Linked DNA regions of Homo sapiens: region 1 is linked to region 2. Evidence: chromatin loops called from intact Hi-C (ENCODE). Cell type or tissue: A673. All regions are shown on one strand. Links, peaks and the distances in the headings refer to the core of each region. The heading gives the core; the rest is flanking DNA.

The links. Peaks named below come from ENCODE experiments on the same cell type or tissue, not always from the same donor. Only the 100,000 strongest peaks of a DNase experiment are listed, where the experiment ranks them.
Region 1: a loop joins it to region 2, with 3 times the contacts of the local background. A loop is called at or near these places in 2 of 110 quality-filtered maps.

What each region holds. Positions count from the first base shown.
Region 1 is chr1:185,912,556-185,917,944 of GRCh38, reverse strand. The region is part of intron 6 of HMCN1 (hemicentin 1); the gene reads right to left. Among named protein-coding and RNA genes, the nearest start is that of HMCN1, 180 kb to the right of the region's middle. RefSeq lists a silencer at 1-288. In A673, for the core only: no CTCF peak of the experiment used is centred there; no DNase peak of the experiment used is centred there; H3K27ac peaks cover 237 bases.
Region 2 is chr1:185,855,806-185,861,194 of GRCh38, reverse strand. All of the region lies in intron 2 of HMCN1 (hemicentin 1), which reads right to left. Among named protein-coding and RNA genes, the nearest start is that of HMCN1, 120 kb to the right of the region's middle. In A673, for the core only: no CTCF peak of the experiment used is centred there; a DNase peak (open chromatin) is centred at 2,593; H3K4me3 peaks cover 636 bases; H3K27ac peaks cover 1,636 bases.

The sequences.
Region 1 (5,389 bases), core at 330-5,329, 56 kb before region 2:
GAACCAGAGTCTAGGTTTCTCAATTGGAGTGAGACTGCCAAGAATGAAGGAGCAGGACAGGCTGAAGGACAATTGAACAAGCACCATGGAGAGCTCCAGCGGAAAATTACTTGCTCCTCTGAGATCTCAGCTTAGATCTTCCTGGTCAGCTCTACTGCAGATGGATTTACTTCTTAGTTTAAAGGCGAAGAAGGCCTGTTAAATGCCTGCCTACATTGAAAGTCCCTTCAAGGCAGTAACTATTTCATATTCATCACCCACAGAATGTCACTCAGCTGGCACGTGATAAGTGTAGGTTTTGTAGGTTTAATAAATGACATGAAAGCCATCCACATGCCTAGTGTTGATGTTTTTTCTTAGATATTCCTCAGACCAGCTAATGCTATACTCATCAAGAATTCACTAAATGTTTCTAGATGCATTATGCTAAGTATGTTCACACGTTATCTCTTAAAACCCTGTTATGTCCAAAGATAATTTTATGGCACTACAAAGAAACAGAGGTTCAAAAAAATGATATTTACCTAGGTGTAGACAGCAACTTAAATGGCAATTATTCCAAGTTCAACGCCTTTCTCAGGTACCTAACTCTGTGCATGGTATTTTAGAATAACATAATTTCTAGGTAGATTTGCACCCTATGGCATAGAAAACAATAATATTCTCCAACTATTTCTTTGCCATTCTATGTTTCTGAGTACCTTTTCAGTTAGGAAAAGTCAGGTCAGTGGGGTGCTAGTAAATTCCCCTCTAACAAAAAAAACCCTAATTTTTGGCATTTTTCAATTTCTGTGGTGTAAATATTCCCATCATAGCTGATTCCTAGCTCCCAACATGATGTTGCTGAACACAGAGCTAGGAAGAGAAATGTATCATTGACTCTCCATGAGTCATTATGAGCTAGCTCTAGTATACCACTAGGCCATGATAACAGCTTGCCTACTGGGTAATAAGGGAGTGAAATGTGTCACTTCTGGGATGAGACAGAAGTAACACAAATTTCTTTTTATTTATTCAATGCCACATCCTCCAGGTTTTTTCCTCATTAAGTGACTGAAGATGCTGCATGTTCTAAATTATGGCAGAGCCTCCATCAGCTTGGGTTCCTGAGTGACTGTGAAGCAGAATACTCTACCAGACCCCATGGAACACAGAACATTAGCGAGGAATTAACTTTCTTGTATTAAGCCAGGGAGAATTCCTCCTAGCACTAAATATGAAACCTTACCTTTTATAAATTGAATTAAAATTTGACTGATAGAGATGGTTTTTCTCTCTCCAACAGAGTTTCAATGTTTTATAAAATAGTAAATGTGCCCAAAGTAAGACAAACACAAAAACTAAAGAAAAATTCAGTGTATATGCATTAAAAGAAAGTAAAGATACAATGTATGATTTACATGTATTCAAGAGAACAACTAATTAACCTGTGTCAGAATTCATGCGTCAACATTTTTAGTAACAACTAATTCATGTGTCAGAAACTGCTGAAGCACTTTACCAATATCTCATTTAACCATGACAATATTGGGTAGCCACTATTTTCCCCCACTTTCCTCAGACTTAGAGAGGTTAAGTAATTTCTCCATGAACAAAAAGACTTTAAGTAATGAATCTTGAATTCAAATAGATGTCGACCTCTTTTCAAAGTATTTGCTCTTAAGTTTTGAATTCTTTACAAATTAAAGAATAGATGGTTTCAATAAAATATTTATTAAGAACCTACTGTGAGCTAGGCATTGTGTCAAAGACACAATCATAGAAGCTAGATTTAAATACCATTATTTTGTTGGGCATTATGCATTTGGAGAAATGTGTGATTAGGAAATGTATCCAAAACATAAATTCTACTTAAATACACACACACACACACACATATGCACACACGCATATGCACACACATATACATAAAAATGTGCATGTGTACCTAAGTGTACACATGTCTTTTTTATAAAGGAAGCATTCTATTTGGTTGACAGTCCGATATTGGAAGGCCAAAAAACTGGAAAATTTTCCAGGAAAAATCTATTATCAAACATGCCACTGACCCAAAACATTAATGCTACACCTAATCTATTTACTTAACACACCTTGTATAGACTACAGGCTTATTCATAAGAGTCACCAGGAAAGACTAATAGGAGGCCAGCATAATAATCTTCATGTGTGGTCCTTTTAGACTCAAGGTTAATTTAATTATGATTCCTAAACAAGCTTATGCCACTTGAGTATGATTTTTAAAATATCCTTACCCAGTAGAAAAGGCATTAGTAGGCTCTGGCTACCAACATAACTATCCAAAACCAAAATATTTCTACTAGTCTCAGAATCCCAGTATAATCATGCGGTTGGGTACACACCCTTCTGTACTTGGGAGATTATCTAAAGACAGTTTATCCAAATGTACTTAATAGAAACATACCCCAGGGGATATGTTAAATTAAATGATCACACTGATAATCCTAGACTAATATAAACATTTGTACCACCTAAACCCATTGGGTGCTGACAATTATTTAATGTCTTTGCAGGGAGTTTCCTTTAAAAAGCAGAGGACAAAATTTGGCTCAAGAGTTTCTGTGGTTACATTCAAATACTCTATATTAGTTGCTGAATGGAAAAATCATATTGCTTCTCAGAAATAAGATCCATGATCTGTAGCTTTCCTACAAATGGAAATTTAGGAGCATAAAACAATCTTCTCTTCTGTTTTTAATAAAACTTTATGTTATTTCCAGTTACTTCTTTTTAACATGCTTTACCTGCATCAGAGGAAACCTAAAATATTTGAGTACTTATGTGAATTATACAAATGAGTTGACTCTTTATCTCTGCTTAGTGAAAGTGCCCTAAGATGGAACAGTAAAGTACTTACCAGAAAAATCACAGAAGAAAAGAAACTGCCACTCTCTTATCATTTTAAATCGTAAACGTATTAGTGTTCCATGCTAGCACCTCCACTACAGGCTAAGTAAACCAGTTCTTCTGCCTGCTTCCCTGGATATCCTCAGAATAAATGTATTAATTTTTATTCATAAATATTTATATAGTTCTTTCTCAGGCACTGTGGCATATACTAGTGGCAAAATCTGGTCTATAGAAAAAGAGACAGAGAAAATATGTACAGAAATAAAAATGATATAAGGGAGAAATTAATCCAAAAGGGAAGTGCAGAAAAATTTAATAGAAAGCCAGAGAGAAAAGAACATTTTAGGGAAAAAAAAATCTGACAAAGTTTGATGAAAGTTTTGTCATTTGAGCTGAACTTTGTGGGATAGTTATAAGTCAGAATGCAAGAAAAGGCATTATAAGGGGAAGGAACAGCTTGAAAGAAAGCATGGGGTAAGAGAATGTGGTGGGGGGAGAGAGACAGTACAAAATTATATTTGACAAAAATGTAAAGACAAGTGATAGAAGATAACTAGAAAGATTGGCTTGAGGCTCAATTGGGTGGTCCTTGAGCCTCAAGGTAAAGTTAAGTAATAGATAGATCGTTCTCCATATTTGGGATAAAAACTGTTATGTGAAACATTCAAAAAGCCAATATTAATTTCAGTGATAGAGCAGACCTTTTCCAGATAGTCCAGTGCATGGGAGATAGCACCAGGGAAACACTATCTAATATCAGACATTTCTCATCTTGAGAAAGTGCACATGTAAAACATTTATCATTCATTAGACATCCAAAAGGGAAATCCAAAGTCAACAGCAATATTTTATGTCATCAGATTCAGTTCAATTTCCTTTGTAACAACCTGATACATTCTTTTGGTATTTCATATAGAAGCAAAATAAGTTTGTTATTTTTAAGTTTCATTATAATGCTTATTCTTTGTTTAGTTGTTGTTAGCACTAATCCTACACTAGAAATGCTGTAAATCTGAGCTGGAGGCTCTTTTGGTGAAGGCTAGATAAACATTTAAGATAAAATAATAATAGATACTGTGTCTTTTTATTGTTCCCTTAATTATAGGAGACTGAGCTTAGAGACTTGTCTAAACAGAGTTCTCATCACCTCATCACCTGATCAAAGGCTCTGCTCACTCATAGAACTAATCCTCATTACTTCTCTGTTCTAATTATCAATTAAAATGTGCGTAATGTCCATTAAGTAAGTAGCACAGAACATGGCCAAGAGCAGTCAGTAAATGTTTATTGAATGCATGACTGAATGAATATTTGTGTGAGGCACAAGGTAAAATAACAGTCATGCAATATCCCTCCTCTGGGCAAGAGTTTTACTAGAGGAAATACCACTGGTACCAGTCCAAATCACCTGGAAATAGGTACAAGTACTGCACAATAAATTGCTACTAACATGGAAGAATGGCCTCACGTGCACGTATTTCACAGTCAATAATGGACTACTTAAGGTCAATATTCAGAAAGCAAGAAAAAATTACTCCAGTGGACTTGCTAGCTCAAGACACCGCTGGCTAAGTCATGCTTAAATTAAAGTATTTGAGGGATGAAGAGACTCGACACTTCTTCTAATTCCTTCCTACTGTGGTCACAAAAAGTCAGACTCAATGCTAGTGATATTTTTGGCAAGTTAGTCAAAATAACCATTACATAAAATTTGGCCACATTTATTTAAAATATTGTAGCAGCAAAACAACTCGTCAATCTAATACACTCAATAAATACCAGGCATTATGTGCAAGGAACTGGGTGGAAAAAAAACAGGCAGGAAGGGCCATTTCTGGCCCATTCATTAAGAAGTTACCAGATTTTCTTTCACATGCCTTTTCACCTATGCCCTTTTATTATCCACCTTGAAATAATCTACACAAGAGTGTCTATTTTTCCTACAGGGCTTAGAGTTCTGAGAATAAAAAACTAGTATCTTAGGATTTGAATGGAGTTACAAGGTAAACATTCATTCTTTAAACTGGGGACATTAATGGAGTTATTCTTTAAAAAAAAAACTGACTGGCATGAAAAATGGCTCTTTGAATTTCTACGGTATATCAGCTCCACATATTTTCACAGCAGCTCTATAATTTGAAGTATGATCCCATTAATTCCATTTTTTATGTAAGGAAACAGACAATGAAAGAGTAAACAATGTACAGGATATCTTCATTTGAGTTCTCCCAGAAAGATTCTAGAGCAAGTTGTTTATTTGACAGCTGGAAGGAATGCTAATAGGAAGAGAGGAGATAATACAGGAATGGGAAGAGGCCCACAAAGGGTGTGTTTTAAGCCTGTTCCCACAGTGGACACCTGGAGTGTGTTCCTTCAGGTGCTAATAGCTGCTCCCGAGGGGTGTTAATTCCTCAGCCGAACAACCTTTTCCTGTTCTAGGAAAAAACCTCCAAGACACAGAAATGCAGATACTAGATTGGGAAGTACACTGAAAAGCCTGAGAAATATGGGCAAGTCACTC
Region 2 (5,389 bases), core at 76-5,075:
ACTTGGGTATAAATTTGCCCTAAGAGGACCTATAGATGCCTACTTCCCTAGGAATCCTGAAACATTACCCAGGAGTAGACTGTAGAGACCACTAGAATCCTTGAAAGGACTCCAGATGAATTAATCCCATTGGAATCTCCCAGGAACTTCAAGCTCAACCTAAAATTGAATGCAGCCCTAAAAAAATCATGTACTGAAATAGGGTCTCTAAGACTACAAACATTTTTCAGCCTATAAATTTGAATAAAGCAGTTTAACCACATATTAATAAAATCAAGATGGTCAACAACCTTTTCTGTAAGTATTAGAACCACCTTATTTTCCTGGAAAAAAAAAGCCACTTTGTGAAACATTGGAGCTTTATGTATATGAGGCTTAATATTGGTTAATAATCAAAGGAAAGAGTTTGGTGAGCTGACACAACTAAAACCCCACAGAGAATTTCACAAATATCCTTTTATTTCTTGGACTTTTATAATATCATATACTCTAAAATGAATTATTTGACTTTTATGAAAGAACTAACAAAAAGTCTCAAAGCAGCCAGGAAAATTGGAGAATGTCAAGTAAAAAGAGAACATTTTAAGCCAGGCATGGTAGCGCATGCCTGTTGTCCCAGCTACTTGGGGGGCTGAGGTGGGAGGATCCTTTGAAACCAGGAATTCCCTTCCAGCCTGGGCAACATAGCAAGCTATCTCTTAAAAAAATAAATAAATGTTTAAAAAAGAAACACTTTGACTCACACATGTCAGAAGCCAAGACTGGATGTGCTTATATATCCTTTAGGAGTGCTCTATGCAGCTTAATTATATTTTTCCTGCTATGGAAATCAGTGCAGTCTTTATAATAAAAATGACTATTCTGCCCCAAATTTCACATTTGCAATATAATCTGCAAACACAGATTATATTGTAATCATATTGATTATAAGTGTTCTCAGGAGTAAAATTCTTCAAAAAATAATACAGTATATTTAAATTATTACCTTTCTGCTTCTAGCTAACTGAAAATTAAAAGTAAATGTTAACTAATAATTCATATCTTAATAAAGCTATGTGTTTATCTCATTGTGGATAGAAGGTCCTGAAAAGAAAAATAAGCTTATTCTTTTTCCAAAAGAAGTTAACATACAGTATTATCTTGTTATAAAAGCTCTCTATCTGATATTTCAGTTCGGTTTTCTAATAATTTTAAATCACAAGTGGCCATTAAAATGATCTATGAGGCTGGGTGCAGTGGCTCACACCTGTCATCCCAGCACTTTGGGAGGCTGAGGCACACAGACTGCCTGAGCTCAGGAGTTCGCGACCAGGCTGGGCAACATGGTGCCCTGTCTCTACTAAAATAAAAAATTAAAAAAAAAATTAGCCAGGCATGGCAACATGTGCCTAGTCCCAGCTACTCAGGAGGCTGAGGCAGGAGAATTGCTTGAACCCAGGAGGCGGAGGTTGCAGTGAATCGAGATCGCACCACTACACTCTAGACTGGGTGACTCCCAGCGAGACTCCATTTCAAAATAATAATAATAATAATAAATAAAATGATCTATGGAAGAAATGCTTTACCTCTGCACTAACACAGTAGCCACTACCTGGCCTCATGTGGCTATTAAGCACTTGAAATGTGGCTAGTGAAAATGAGAAACTGAATTTTTAAGTTTTATTTTAATTAAAATTTAAATTAAAAAACTAAAGCAGTGCTAATTTTTATATTGATAACATATCAAAATATTTTGGATATATTCAGTTAAGTAAATAGATTATTGAAATTAATTTCAACTTCTTTTGAAATTACATACATAGTTCACATTATTTGTTGGACAGCACTACTTTAGAATGATACATTTGATTGACTTATGTAGACTTAATTTTAGACTGTTAATTGTAAGGTTGTTGCTTTGATTAAGTCTTTCATGAACTTTCTTTCCTGGCAGAAGTTATTAGAGGCAAAATTTAAATTGCTTTAATTTACTAAGGATCAAGAATCAAGGTACAACTTACTCCAAAAATCTACAAATTATTCCCTTTGCTTATACACACACACACACACACACACACACACACACAAAGTTTATAAACAAGGATTATATATATACACACACATATATCAAACTTTATCATATATGTATACATACACACACACACACACACACACACACACACACACACACACACATCTTTAACCCACTGGTTTCTTTATAGTGTTTCTCTCAAATCATCAACGGACTTTCTGATCTTTCAGTTTAGCTTTGGCAGAACAGGACTAGGCTGCAGAAGCATTGCTAAAATTGTTCATTTTTATAAATAAGCCTCACAAAGTCAGAGACTGTAGGTTGATTTGTGTCAGCTGATTTAAAAATTGGAAGTAATGGAAATGTGACTGAAACTATAAGAACAAACTCTTGTAAGTTTTATTTCCAAACTTAAGAAAAAAAAATTACTGCTGGCCAGGCATGGTGGCTCATATCTGTAATCTCAGCAGTTTGGAAGGCCAAAGAGGGCAGATCTCTTATGCCCAGGAGCTTAAGACCAGCCTGTGCAACAGAGGAAATCCCCGTCTCTAAAAAAAAAAAAAAAAAAAAAAAAAAAAAAAAAAAAAAAAAAAAAAATTAGCTGGGTGTGGTGGCATATAGGCATATAGCTGGCACGTGGTCCCAGCTACTCAGAAGGCTCTGGGTAAGTGGAGACTGCAGTGAACCATGATTATGCCACTGCACTCCAGCCTGGGCTACAGAGTAAGACTCCGTCTCAAAAAATAAATAAATAAATAAATAAAATAAATCCTTTAAACGTCTGCCGCAGTTTCATTTTGACCTGAATACCAAATAGAAGAAATGTAAAATCATAATCCATAAACATTTATGATGGAAGAACTTACAACTGAAGAACTTAAATCTATAGAAGGTCTTCTTGATTTAATCAGTACTTTTCTCGGTAATAAGACACTTTACCTGTGTTAATTCAATAAATGTCTACTCTGAGCCAAGTGCTGAGAGAGTATTGTCACAAACACTATGTTATTTATTCTTTACATCAATGGATAAGGTAAGTATCACTTTTAACATGTTTTATTGACGGAGTACTAACTTCTGAAAATCCTTTCTCAGGGTCACACAACTAGTAAGTGAAAAAGCAGAGATTTGAACTTAATTATGCCTGGCCTGAAAATTCATGCAAACTCCTGTGAGGCATTTTATTATCTTCTTGAACTTCTGTGACTATAAGCAAGTAGCTTTCAGAGACACTGTATAATCAGAGGAAGAAAATTCCATTCTTCTAGATACCTACAGAATATTGTTTATTCTTCTTTTGTGGTATTCAATAAGATGTATTATAATTTATATTTCCTCCTACTAGATCTCTGTTTTTTGAAGTACTTAGTAGGTGTTCCATTGTTGTTTGATGAATGAATGGATAAATGACTAGTGAGTACATGGGTGAAAGATTTTGCAAAGCAATCTTGACATATTCGAGGTACACTTAACATACTCAGCCTGAGCTTGACTTAAGCCTAGCCCATCCCATTTCGAGTAATACAATTCCAGAACTAAACCTTCTAAAAGTACAAGTGTATAAAGCTAACTCCCCCTATGTTTGATCTCTCCCCCACACCCCTCTCTGTCCTGGCATACAGTCAGGATGAATAATCAACATGATAAAACCAACATGGCTATGTAAATATATTTCCTAAAACCACAGAAACATGCACACACACACACACACACACACAAATGAAAGGTATAATGGAGATGAACTGTATAATGCATAGAATTAGACAGCTCCCTAAATACATTTTAGAAAGGGTCTGAGTTTGTTAACCTGTGCTTTTATTTGAACCCTGAAATATAGATAATTAGTATCAGTATGCACAGTCCTGCTCAATATTTTGATTGACATTTTATCTTTATAATTCTACTGATACCTACAATTTACTAAATTGCCAAAGACCTTTCAGATAGAAAAACGTGTACTAAGAAAAACAGAAGCATGTGAGCTTTCACAGTAAATGTTGCTCCTGGAATAAAAAATATTTTTAAAAAACTGTAACTTCAGAGTTACGGTGATAATTATGTTTACAAAATGAATTCCTGGAAAACAAGATTAAATAAGAATGAATAGAAATCTTATCATTCAAGGGAGTAGTAAAACACAGATTATCTTGCTGTCTTTTCTAAATACAAGACAGTGTAGGAACGGCACTGGAATAAACTGAAACTTTAAACTGTGAGAGGAGTTGGAAAAAAAATGAAGTCCCTGTTTGAATCCTAATGGGAAAATCTACATCAAATGATGGACCAGAGAGACCCAAGAATGTTAATCTCAGAGCAAGCATGCTCCCATGCCTTATCATTTATCTTCTAGTCAACCTATTTCAATTCTTCTATTCTCGTCTTTTCATTGAACTCGTTTTTATATCAGTTGTTTTCCAGATGCCTAAGTCTAAGCAATAAAAATTGAAACTTTTTTATAGACTCATGACTAAGTTCAAAATAATTCTTATTGGCATTACAATATTTACCCTTATTCTAACATGAGTATAACCTACTAGAGTTTGCGCTTAGTTTCAAAGTCAGACTACATCCTTTTCACAGGGAACACCCATGTGTGAAATGTCTTATTTGTGTAATCTGTCCCTTACCTGTAAAATTTAGGTATGCAACTCAGTTTCAAGCTGAACAAAAAAAAATTTCCTTTTTTTTTTTTTTTTGAGACAGGGTCTAGCTCTGTCGCCCAGGCTGGAGTGCAGTGGCGCGATCTCACTCACCGCAACTCCACCTCTGGTGCTCAAGAGATTCTCCTGCCTCAGCCTCCCGAGTAGCTGGGATTACAGGTGCCCGCCACCATGCCTGGCTAATTTTTGTATTTTTTAGTAGAGACAGCGTTTCACCAGGTTGGCCAGGCTGGTCTCAAACTCGTGAACTCAGATGATCCACCCACCTCAACCTCCCAAAGTGCTGGGATTACAGGCGTGAGCCACCACGCCTAGTCTAAAGCTGAACAAAATTTTACAACTCTCAGCTCTCTTTCTTAAAATACAGTTGTGCAATTCTTTTACCAAGAAAACAGGATGTACATGTGAAAACCATTAAATTACATTGAATCAAATTTAAAGTTGCATCGAAGCAAATATAAAACAAATTAGAATAATTACAGAGTTCGTCAGTGACATGTGCTGGCTTTTATTACTTGTAGAATATATTGCAGGGATGTACTGAGAGACAATCAGAATATTGCAGAGCCCAAACCTCAAATCTCCAAAATCTAAATAAAAGATGTTACATCCCAGACAGTCAAACTATGCTGCTCTTTGCTACACATTCACTGATGACCAAACAAGCTCAAAGAAGGTGAAATCCAAATTAAAGCATCAAAGAACTGCTGACCACAAT